Regions from separate parts of the Homo sapiens genome. Here region 1 is linked to region 2. Evidence: chromatin loops called from intact Hi-C (ENCODE). Cell type or tissue: MCF 10A. All regions are shown on one strand. Links, peaks and the distances in the headings refer to the core of each region. The heading gives the core; the rest is flanking DNA.

Region 1 (5,386 bases), core at 272-5,271, 150 kb after region 2:
TCCTATAGAGTGCGTACTGTGTGTATGACTCCCCAAAAGGCTCTAGAAATTTGTAAAAGGTACAGAAGGTATGCTTCTCAGTGTTAGATTTTGAGCAAGTAGGGGGCTTGGGTGTTTATCAGCTCCCTCTGCCTGATTTCAGCATAGGTTGGGCATGTCAAAGTAGCTTTGCCTTAGTGTGTTAACTCTCTAGTAGTTTCTAACAGGCCAGCGCTTTGATAAGTCATGGCTTGGATGTCAGCAGATATCATTTCCAGAATTCCCTAGGGCATCCTCCCACCGAGCTGTAGACAGTTCCCTTAAGTCTGAAGGATGCTTGGCTCTTCCATATGTTGTAGTTCTTGACTCAGTGGCTTGTTCCTTGCTCTCAGTGGCTGATGGAAATTGGAAGGGGAAACTTATCTTGCTGTTCTGATTTGCTTCTGCCCTTTAGTGTCCCACAAAAGACACCCTAGACGTTTCTGTGGAGAGGTAGTGATATTACATTTTTTTTTTTCTGTGTCACGGGAATTAGCTGTGGATAAAATGTATATTTTATGGGGGTCCAAGCTGTGCACTGATGTGCTCCAGGCCATTACAGCAATCTCATGAGGAGCCATGGAGTATTTTAGACACTCAAGGTAAACACAGAGATATGTGAAATCTGTTGGATGGTGATACCCAATCTGATCATAAGATTGGAGGAGTTGTGCAGTGCCCAACAGGTACACAGGCCCCATTAGCATGCAATTATTTTTATTTAAAGATGAAATAAATATACAGTTTTATCTTTCAATTTCGTATTTGTTTCAAATATCTACCAAATTATTAGATACCAAATTGACTATTAACACATACTTATTAAGTGATACTACTTAAAAAGTCGAACTGTTAGAGAATTCTTTTGGTTCAGGGAACCATAAAAAAATTTCTGAGAAACTAAGGACACCAGAACTGAGGAAGTGTGGAATCTTTTATTTACATTCCTTTATTATATTCTAAAATTATATTACCAACTTAATTATACAATTCTGTTAGAATACAAGTGTAATCAATGCTTTATTTTTATTTTCTCATTGGCTATGGATCAATGTCTATGTACCACTAACAAATGAGATGTACCAAGTCTAAATAAAGACATTTGTACTTAAAGACCATATCTATAGTCTGTTATAATGAATCCTTTCATCCATGATCCTAAGACCTTATTTGTCTTTAACACATCTGATTTCTAGGTCATTTATCGGTGAGTATGCTATGTTCACTTTAGATACCTCCCATATCTCTTTTCACATGATGGAAAATGGTAATAGCTAATAACATATTAAATAAATAGCTAATAACATAATAAATAAATAAATAAACATATATATTTGCATATACAAAATATGTATGCATGTATATGTGTGTGTGTATATATATATATGAGAGAGAGAGAGAGAGAGACAGAGTCTCATTCTGTCACCCAGGCTGGAGTACAGGGGCACAATCACAGCTCACTGTAACCTCAAACGCCTGAGTTCAAGCAGTCCTCCTGCCTCAGCCTCCTGAGTAGCTAGGCATGAGCCACCATGCCTGGCCAAAAATAGCTATTTTTTATTAGGCATTTATGAGTTGACCACTTTTCTCATTAATTAATATGTATTAGCTCCTTTTGTCCTCAGAGTTATACATACTATTATTAACCTCATTTTACAGGTGAGAAAATTGAGGCACAAAGTTTACATACTTGCTTGAGGCCACATAGCTGGTAAGGGATATCTCTGAAAGTATAACCCAGCTGCCTGGTAACAGAGCCTTTTCTTACCCACTGTGCCATGTACTGAAAATAGGATGGAGCTCAGTCTAGCTTCCCTTTTTCATTTGGCTCTCTCTTTGCCTTGATATTTTAGCATAAACCTACTTTACCTTTTTTTTTTCATATGTATCACCATGGCTTTGAAATATGTCTATGTTTAGCTATGATATTTACATTTACTTGTACTTATATAACTGATCACATCTGCCCAGTTCTCAACTTTTGTCATTTCTGATGCCTCCTGGTTATTTTTCCTCACTCTGCTGACAACTCCATCATTGGACTCCCCTTCAAGGTGTCCACAGCATACCTAATTCCTGCTATTGAGAGTCTCACAACAAGAAAGGGAAGGAAAATGGAGCTGTGCTTTGCTTATTCAGTTATAATAGTCAAAAATGGACTATAAAAAGAAGAATAAGCAGAGAAGGGTTGTGCTAGGCCTCTTTGTGGGCTAGGTCCTCGGATGACAATGGCCTTGATTTTTCTGGATTACAGAGTATAGACTTTATTTGGTCCGTGTCTGGTGTTGGTAATGATGAGAATTGCGTCAATTTTCTCTTAACCAGAGTAAGGTCCCAGGAGTTTGTAATTAACCATTTTAAGCTCCCTACCAAATTTACCATGCTTTCTCAACCAGAGTGCTGATTTTGTTTCTATAAAAGAAAGCAGAAGCATTAAATTCATCACAATTTTGGAAAAATATAAAAAGTAGAGTAAAATCATTTCATCCCAGTGACATACCATTCAGAAATCTAGCCCTTAGTACCATGCCTGGCAAGCAGCACCTGAGAAATTGCTGCCAATTGTAATACGTCTAATGTTTAGATGTCCTGAAATATTTTATAATGTGAAACAGCCAATCATAGTGTCCTTTGGAGTAAAGGCAATTGCTCTGTACATATAAAAAATAATTTCTTGTTAAGATGCACAGCAATAGTAGAATTAGAGTATAAAATTTCAGAAATATATTGGGGTACACATCCCAGGATAATGGATGGTTCTGTTGTGCCACAGACATGCTCTGAGCATTGGCTCCCCCCGCCTGTAAGAGAGTGGTATTGAAAGAGAAAACTGGACAGCTCAGAACCCTCTGTGTCATCTGCCTGTAAAAGCAAAACCTGAACAAAAAAATACTGTGTTCAAAGATAACAATAAATTCTGTGGAAAAAAGACTGACAGACTGACTGATTGATTTTTTAAAATAAACTGAATATGCATACCATTGATTATTCAAGTGAGTTATTGTGGCAAGATGCAGTTTTAGCAAGAGAATACGGAGAGCCCTAGATGAGAGAGGCACACACTCTCTTGCGCTGATGGACAGGAGTGCGTGGTGAGTGAAATCTTGTTTTTTCCCCAGAAAATGCAGACCTACCAACTGCTCCCTTTGCTTCTTCCATTGGAAGCCACAATATGACATTACGATGGAAATCTGCAAACTTCTCTGGAGTAAAATACATCATTCAGTGGAAATATGCACAACTTCTGGGAAGCTGGACTTATACTAAGGTATGAAAGGCTGCCTTTGTACCTCAACCCAGACCCCTTCCCAATTTTTTTTTTTTTTTGAGACGGAGTCTCGCTCTGTCGCCCAGGCTGGAGTGCAGTGGCGCGATCTCAGCTTACTGCAAGCTCCGCCTCTTGGGTTCACACCATTCTCCTGCCTCAGCCGCCCACAGGCGCCCGCCATCGCGCCCGGCTAATTTTTTGTATTTTCAGTAGAGACACGGTTTCACCGTGTTAGCCAGGATGGTCTCATCTCCTGACCTCGTGATCCGCCCGCCTCGGCCTCCCAAAGTGCTGGGATTACAGGCATGAGCCACCTCGCCCTGCCCCCAATTTTTAAAAGTGCCAAATTATTACTTATAAGCGTAAAGGCCTTCTAGAAAAGATTCAGCTGTAAGATGGGTAGTTGGGTTCAGATGAACTTTAATCTCAGCTGCTCTGTAACATGCTAATGCTAAGCCTTAACATTAAGGCTTATTTTATAGGGAAAATATTTATTTTATAAGGAAAATATAATGTTGGACATATATACTATTCCTTCAGTACAGCATCACGTAACCATTCACCTCATTAGTCATTATCTGCCCATCACAGCTAAGATGAGTCTAGCTAGGATGGAGGGCAGAAGAAAGATTCTCATGGGGGTTGTAGCAATTCAGAAGTACGGTCTATGGTGGTCATCCAGGACTGTGTCTTTTAGGGAAGCATGAGAAAGTTTAGAAAAAAAAAAAATAGTCCCAAGATACTATGTGTACTAACATAGAAAAATTCAAGTCCTTGAGGTAAATGCCAAATAATTGAATCCATAATTTTGCTATTTTGAAGGGGAGAATTTCTGAGTGAATTCTGCACGCTGATATCTGAATGGCTTAGCTCTAAGCTCCAGGCCTCTTATTTCATCTTCTCTGTTGAGCCATCCATCTTCTACAAATTAATCTATGCTTTTTAGTCCCAATGTGGGGTGCTGATTCTATAATGCTGATGATTGATCACTCCTTGATCTAGACTGTGTCCAGACCGTCCTATGTGGTCAAGCCCCTGCACCCCTTCACTGAGTACATTTTCCGAGTGGTTTGGATCTTCACAGCGCAGCTGCAGCTCTACTCCCCTCCAAGTCCCAGTTACAGGACTCATCCTCATGGAGGTATGGTGTGCACACATTTCTTATGAAAGGACATTATTCCAAAGCTTTGATTTAGTTTGTTTTTATTTTAAACAATGAAATAAATCTATTCCTTCCTATTAATCGATCCATTCAACAACTGGGTACATAACTATGTGCCAGGTAGTATTCTAGGTACTCACAATACCTTTATGATCAAAAGAGACAATGACCCCTGCTCCTGTGGAGCTCACTTTCTTTTTTCTTTTCTTTTCTTTTTTTTTTTTTTTTTGGAGACAGAGTCTTGCTCTGTTGCCCAGGCTGGAATGCAGTGGTGTGATCTTGGCTCACTGCAACCTCCACCTCCTGGGTTCAAGTGATTCCCCTGCCTCAGCCTTCCAAGCAGCTGGGACTCAGGCATGCACTACCATGCCTGGCTAATTTTTTGTATTTTTAGTGGAGATGGGGTTTCACCATGCTGGCCAGGCTGGTCTTGTATTCCTGACCTCAAGTGATCTGCCCGCCTTGGCCTCCCAAAGTGCTGGGATTATAGGCGTGAGCCACCTCGCCCAGCTGGAGCTCACATGTTGTTGGAACAGAAATATTCTGCAATAAACATAAGAAATAAATAAAGTATATTGTAAGTGGGATGGTGCTGTGTGCTATAGTAAGAGGAATATTTTGAGCAGGGTTTGTCATTTAGAGGATTGGAAATGAAGAGTGAAGAGGGAAGGAGAGGCCAGTGGCAGTATGAAATAAGGTGGCCAGAATGAGCCTTGGTGAGCTGGTGGGGTAAAGTTTGAGCAAAGACTTAAAGGAGGCAAGGAAGTCAACCAGGCAGCTATCTCACATAGAGAGTTTCAGGCAGAGGGATGGTCCGTGTGGAAGACCTAAGGCAAGAACATCTGTGGCCTGATCAAGGAGCAACTAGAAGGCCCACGTGGCTGAACAAGAGTGCAGGAGGCAGAGGAGTAACAGCTAAGGTCAGAGAGATGGGGGCC
Region 2 (5,386 bases), core at 219-5,218:
GAGAGTTTTGGAGACTTGGGACTGAAATTGGAAAACATTTTATTTAAATTGGAAAAAATTATTAAATTGGAAAAAATCCAGCTTATGGAGAGGGGAACTCTCCAGGAGGGTCAGTGATGCAGACATTTGAAAAATGTGGGAGAACAACATCTACAAGAATAGCAGAGTTGGCCGGTTACAGCAGGATTGTATTAATGACCTACAGAAATGGATGGAGGGGGGCAGCTCCCAAGGAGGCCTTACCTCCTACAATGGAGGGATTGAAACAGCTGAGCTTCAGGCTGAACACCTAAGTGTTAAGAGTTGCTGAGTTTCAGACACTTGAATGTTCAGCGAAACCTCTTCTATTTTGTGAAAGTCAAGGCCCTGGTGAGGAAAACCTAGAACCATGGGGAGATCTGGATGGCTGCACCTGAGAGACTTTGCAATCTCTACTGGACTGTTGGTCTTAAGAAGAAGCCCACGCTTCTCTAATAAGACCTTGTACCTTGTCTATGCTCCAAGATGTTACAGAGGCTGCTACTAACCACATCCCTAAGGCAATACCTGCCCCTACCTAGTCTGCTGCCAGGCCTGTAACTAGGGCTAAATCCTAGTAAAGCCAGGATGGGAGATGTGCTGGGCCTGATAAAGGAGAAAAGAAACTACACAAAAAGTGTAAGAATTAGCTAGCACATTCTGGCAAAAACCAAAGGAGTACTCCTAGAACTGAATTTTATATTTTTTATTTTTATTTTTTTTGAGACGGAGTTTCACTCTTGTTGCCCAGGCTGGAGTGCAATGGTGCAATCTTGGCTCACTGCAACTTCCATCTCCTGGGTTTAAGTGATTCCTCTGCCTCAGCCTCACAAGTAGCTGGGATTACAGGTGCGTGCCACCACGCCTGGCTAATTTTTGTATTTTTAGTAGAGACGGGGTTTCACCATGTTGGCCAGGCTGGTCTTGAACTTTCTGACCTCAGGTGATCCATCCGCCTCCCAAAGTGCTGGGATTAGACTGGCCACCGTGCCCAGTCTGGAATTGACTTTTGAGAGTGCTTGATCAGGGTGTAAACTTATTAAAAGAAAGAACTGAAATTAGAAAACATTTTATTTAAATTGGAAAAAATCCAGCAATATGTTGTTTAAAAGGAACATACCTAAAACATAAGGACATAAAAAATTTGAAAGTGAAAGGAGAAAGAATATACACTGGGCATATTTTCTCCAAAAGAACATGGATACAGTTATATTTTTTAAAAACAGACTTTAAGAAAAAAACCATTAGGGATAAAGGTTACTTAAATTCTTAAAGAACCAATTTACTACAATGTTAAATCTATCATCATAGTGGGAGATTGCAACAAAACTTTCAGGCAAATTAGGAAAGAAGGAAGATTTGAACAACAAGCTTGATTTAAAGTTTTAAGAGGGCATTTGGTTGTAAAAGAAATACCTCTGGCGTCTAAGTAAGAAGATAAAAAGTGAGCAAAAAACAGAGATTTTTCAAAAGAAAACATACAAGTGGATGATAAACATGAAAAAAAAAGTTCAACATCACTAATCAGAGAAATGCAAATTAAAACCACAATGAGATATCATCTTACACCAATCAGAATGGCCATTATTAAAAAGTCAAGAAACAGATGTTGGGGAGGCTACAGAGTAAAGGGAGCACTTACACCGTTGGTGGGAATGTAAATTAGTACAACCTTTACGGAAAACAGTATAGAGATTTCTCAAAGAACTAAAAATAGAACTACCATTTGATCCAGCAACCCCACTACTGGGCATATACCCAAAGAAAGAAAGAAATTATATTGAAAAGATACTGGCACTCGTATGTTTATCACAGCACTATTCACAATAGCAAAGATATGTATGGAATCAACCTAAGTGTCCATCAATGGATGACTGGATAAAGAAAATGTGGTAAATATATACCATTGAATACTATTCAGCCATGAAAAAAGGAATGAAATCATGTCTTGCAGCAACATGGATGGAACTGAAGACCATTATCTTAAGTGAACTAACTCAGAAACAAAGTTTACTACCACATGTTCTCACTTATAAGTGGGAGCTAAATAAAGGGTACACATGGACATATATAGAGTGGAATAATAGACGTTGGAGACTACAGAAGATAGGAAGGTGGGAGGTGGGTGAGGGTTGAAAAATTACCTATTGGGTATAATGTTCAGTATTCAGGTGATGGTTACACTAAAAGCCCAAACTCCACCACTACGCAATATATGCATGTACAAAACCTGCACTTCTACCCCCTAAACCTATAAAGATAAAAATATATTTTAAAAAAGGAAGATAGGTAATGGACTATAACAAGGAAAATTAGATAAAATATAGGCCGACACTAAAACTTGGAGTCTATGCGTTGGAAAGGTAGAATTTGCAATTTGGTAAATTGCCAGCAGGGGGCAGCAGATTCCAGATGCATTATTAATTTTACTTTTATTAGCGGTGTAAGGCTTTTTGAAACTCATCAAATAAAATACTCCTGTGAAGATCAATAAATTGAAGGCTGATTTTTCCAGGGTCACACAGCTAGTTAAGTGTCTGAGCCAAGACTCAAATCCCTCTCTTAATTCTACTTTAATAGGCCACAAAGAAGGAAAGGGGAAATATAGATAAAATTGTCAGCTTTCAGTCCTCCTATTCCAACAATTATTTTTATTTTTTCCATGCTTGCCAACTGCAGTAGAATTTTTCTAAAGTTTTCTTAAAAGGTGCACGGTTTGATGGACCCTTGGCTTGATACAGTTTTGATTTCTAAAAATGATGATTGTGCTGGGTTTGAATTTCACAAGAAACTGTTTGGCTGTAGTGGAGTGACTATAGAATGAGAGAACTCCTAGAGTTACATAGTAGAATTCTAGATCGTCAAGACTATAGCATTCCCCTGCCCCCACCAAATACGGAATAAGTTATTTCTTGCTTGTGTGCATACTGTCCCCATATTCTTTAGGAAGCAATACTGCAACAAGGATATTTGTGTCCTTTTGTGACATTTGAGGATGTGTCATGCTCACTAGGTGCCCTCTACTGTCATGTTCACCATGGTTGAGGGCATTTTTAACCTCTGCCTAAGGCAGTAACAAATGGGTTGTTGGCTTCTGAAACAGGAGAACTACAAAAAAAAACCCTGATTTTTCAGAGGAAAAAGGCAAACTGCTGACTAAACTAGTCATGAAAAAAGGGAGTAAATGCAAATATACAAAACAAGAAATAAGAGAGAAATACCCATAAAAGAGAAAACTAAAAGGATAATAATGGACTACTTTGTTCAATTCTATAGGAATAAATTTGAAAACTTTTCTAGGAAAATGTAATTTACCAAAACTGTTCCCAAGGAAGTTTTAAAATCTAAACAAACCAATTTCCATAGGAAAAATTGAAGGAATTGTCAAAGTGCTCTCCCCACAAATTACCAAAATACATGATTTCACAGGGCAATGCTACTAAACGTTCAAACAACAGCTAATTCTAATGCCTAGCAAGAGAACCAAAAAAGGGAAGAAAAATTCTAAATTGTTTCTGTCAAGCTAATAATATCTGATCAAGATTGCCACAAAGAAAGAAAAGCCCTGATTCACAAAAGATTTTTTTTTTTTTTTTGCAACTGAGTCTCGCTCTGTTGCCAGGCTGGAGTGCAGTGACTCGATCTCGGCTCACTGCAACCTCCGCCTCCCAGGTTCAAGCGATTCTCCTGCCTCAGCCTGCCGAGTAGCTGGGACTACAGGCACAAGCCACCACTCCCGGCCAATTTTTATATTTTTAGTAGAGACAGGGTTTCACCATGTTGGCCAGGACAGTCTCGATCTCTTGACCTCATGATCCGCCCGCCTCAGCCTCCCAAAGTGCTGGGATTACAGGCATGAGCCACTGCACCTGGCCCACAAATGAATATTAATGTAAAAATCCTAAGTAAAATCCTATCCATGCAAATTTAATACAGTAATGGATTCATATCTATAACCAGATGTTTAACATTGGGACATCTAATTATGTAATTAATCATCTGACTGGCTCTAGGGAGGAGTCCTATGGAGGAAAATCATATTTTCCATAGATGCTGAAAAGACTTTGCTCAAAATTAAGCACATTCCTTGTGAGGGGGAAAAAAAGGAATAAATAGATGCTTTCTTAACATAATAAAGTTTACCTCAACATAATAAATCTATCTCTGCCTAAAAGCCAGCATCATGCTAAGGTGGGAGCTACTAGAAGTATTTAATATGGTACTGGAAGTATTGCCAATAGAATTAAATGTACACATAAATATTGGAAAGGAGATAGCACTAGCACTATTTGCAAACGTGATCAAATTCCAGAAAAACCTAAGAGAATCAACTAAAAGCTACTAGGAATAATAAGGACATTTAGTAAAGGAGCAGCATACAAATTAGTCACAGAAATCGAACAGGAAGGCTGCATATAATAGCTAACACCACGTGGCACTTATCATGGGTCAGACACTGTTGTAAGGGTTTTATGTACATTAATCCTTGTAATCTTCACCACAACCCTATAAGGTATATACCATTATTATCTCCATTTAGAAATAAGGAAATGGAGTCATAGAAAGTAAGTCCTTCTTGGTCACAACTAAGGCAGAATTTGAGCCCAGGGAGTCTAAGCCCCAGAATCCATGCTTTTTACCACTAGGCCATACTAGTTCTTGATACATAAAAGAGGAGGTGGGGACAATTTACAATGGCAGCAACAACAAAAAAAACACCTAAGTACAAATTAAACAAAAAATGTGCAGTACTTATGTGAGCACCCTTTAAAATCCCCTGAAAGGATGCAAAAGGGGCTTGAACAAATGGAAAGGGATACTACGTTTTGTGTACCTATATAACTGACTAAAAACTACATTAGAAAAAGAATGAATGGAAATAAGGCAGACAAAAATTCCAAGAAGAGATCACTGTTCGAAGAAAGACAATAGGTAATTAGAAGGGCTTAGTATATTAAGGGAGAATTCTTTATACTTGGGAGAGATTTGAGGAAGTTTAAAGGCTGAGGGGGAGACCTCCAATGAAAGGAAGAAGAAGATAAAGGAAAAAGGGATAATAGGAGCAAAGAGATAAGGGGAAGGCAGTGGGATTTAAGATCACAGATGAAGGTTTCTAACACTTTTTCCATTGACACAGGAAGGAAGGAGGAAAGGAATGAAGTGGATACAGGTTTTGTGAGAAGAGGAATCAGCAGGAAGTTAGTTCTGATTTTAACGACTTTTATTTTTAGGTGAAGGAAGTGGCAAGATCAGAGTAAGGGAGAGTGTGAAAAGTGGCACTGCTTTGGAATAATTGCTAAGGGGTACGGAAAAAGGGATCAAAGATAAATAAAAGCGTTGAGGAGTGATGGGCCCCCAGTAAACTGGA

The links. Hi-C counts contacts between places; a loop is a spot of excess contacts. Peaks named below come from ENCODE experiments on the same cell type or tissue, not always from the same donor. Only the 100,000 strongest peaks of a DNase experiment are listed, where the experiment ranks them.
Region 1: a loop joins it to region 2, with 10 times the contacts of the local background. A loop is called at or near these places in 9 of 110 quality-filtered maps.

Annotation. Positions count from the first base shown.
Region 1 is chr6:117,402,180-117,407,565 of GRCh38, reverse strand. ROS1 (ROS proto-oncogene 1, receptor tyrosine kinase) reads left to right here. Exons shown (of 44, transcript NM_001378902.1): 6 at 3,138-3,286; 7 at 4,289-4,427. Among named protein-coding and RNA genes, the nearest start is that of ROS1, 21 kb to the left of the region's middle. In MCF 10A, for the core only: a CTCF peak has its summit at 2,819; no DNase peak of the experiment used is centred there.
Region 2 is chr6:117,553,120-117,558,505 of GRCh38, reverse strand. It overlaps a transcript of DCBLD1 not described here. Among named protein-coding and RNA genes, the nearest start is that of GOPC, 47 kb to the left of the region's middle. RefSeq lists an enhancer at 179-228. In MCF 10A, for the core only: a CTCF peak has its summit at 2,413 (motif pointing right); a DNase peak (open chromatin) is centred at 2,405.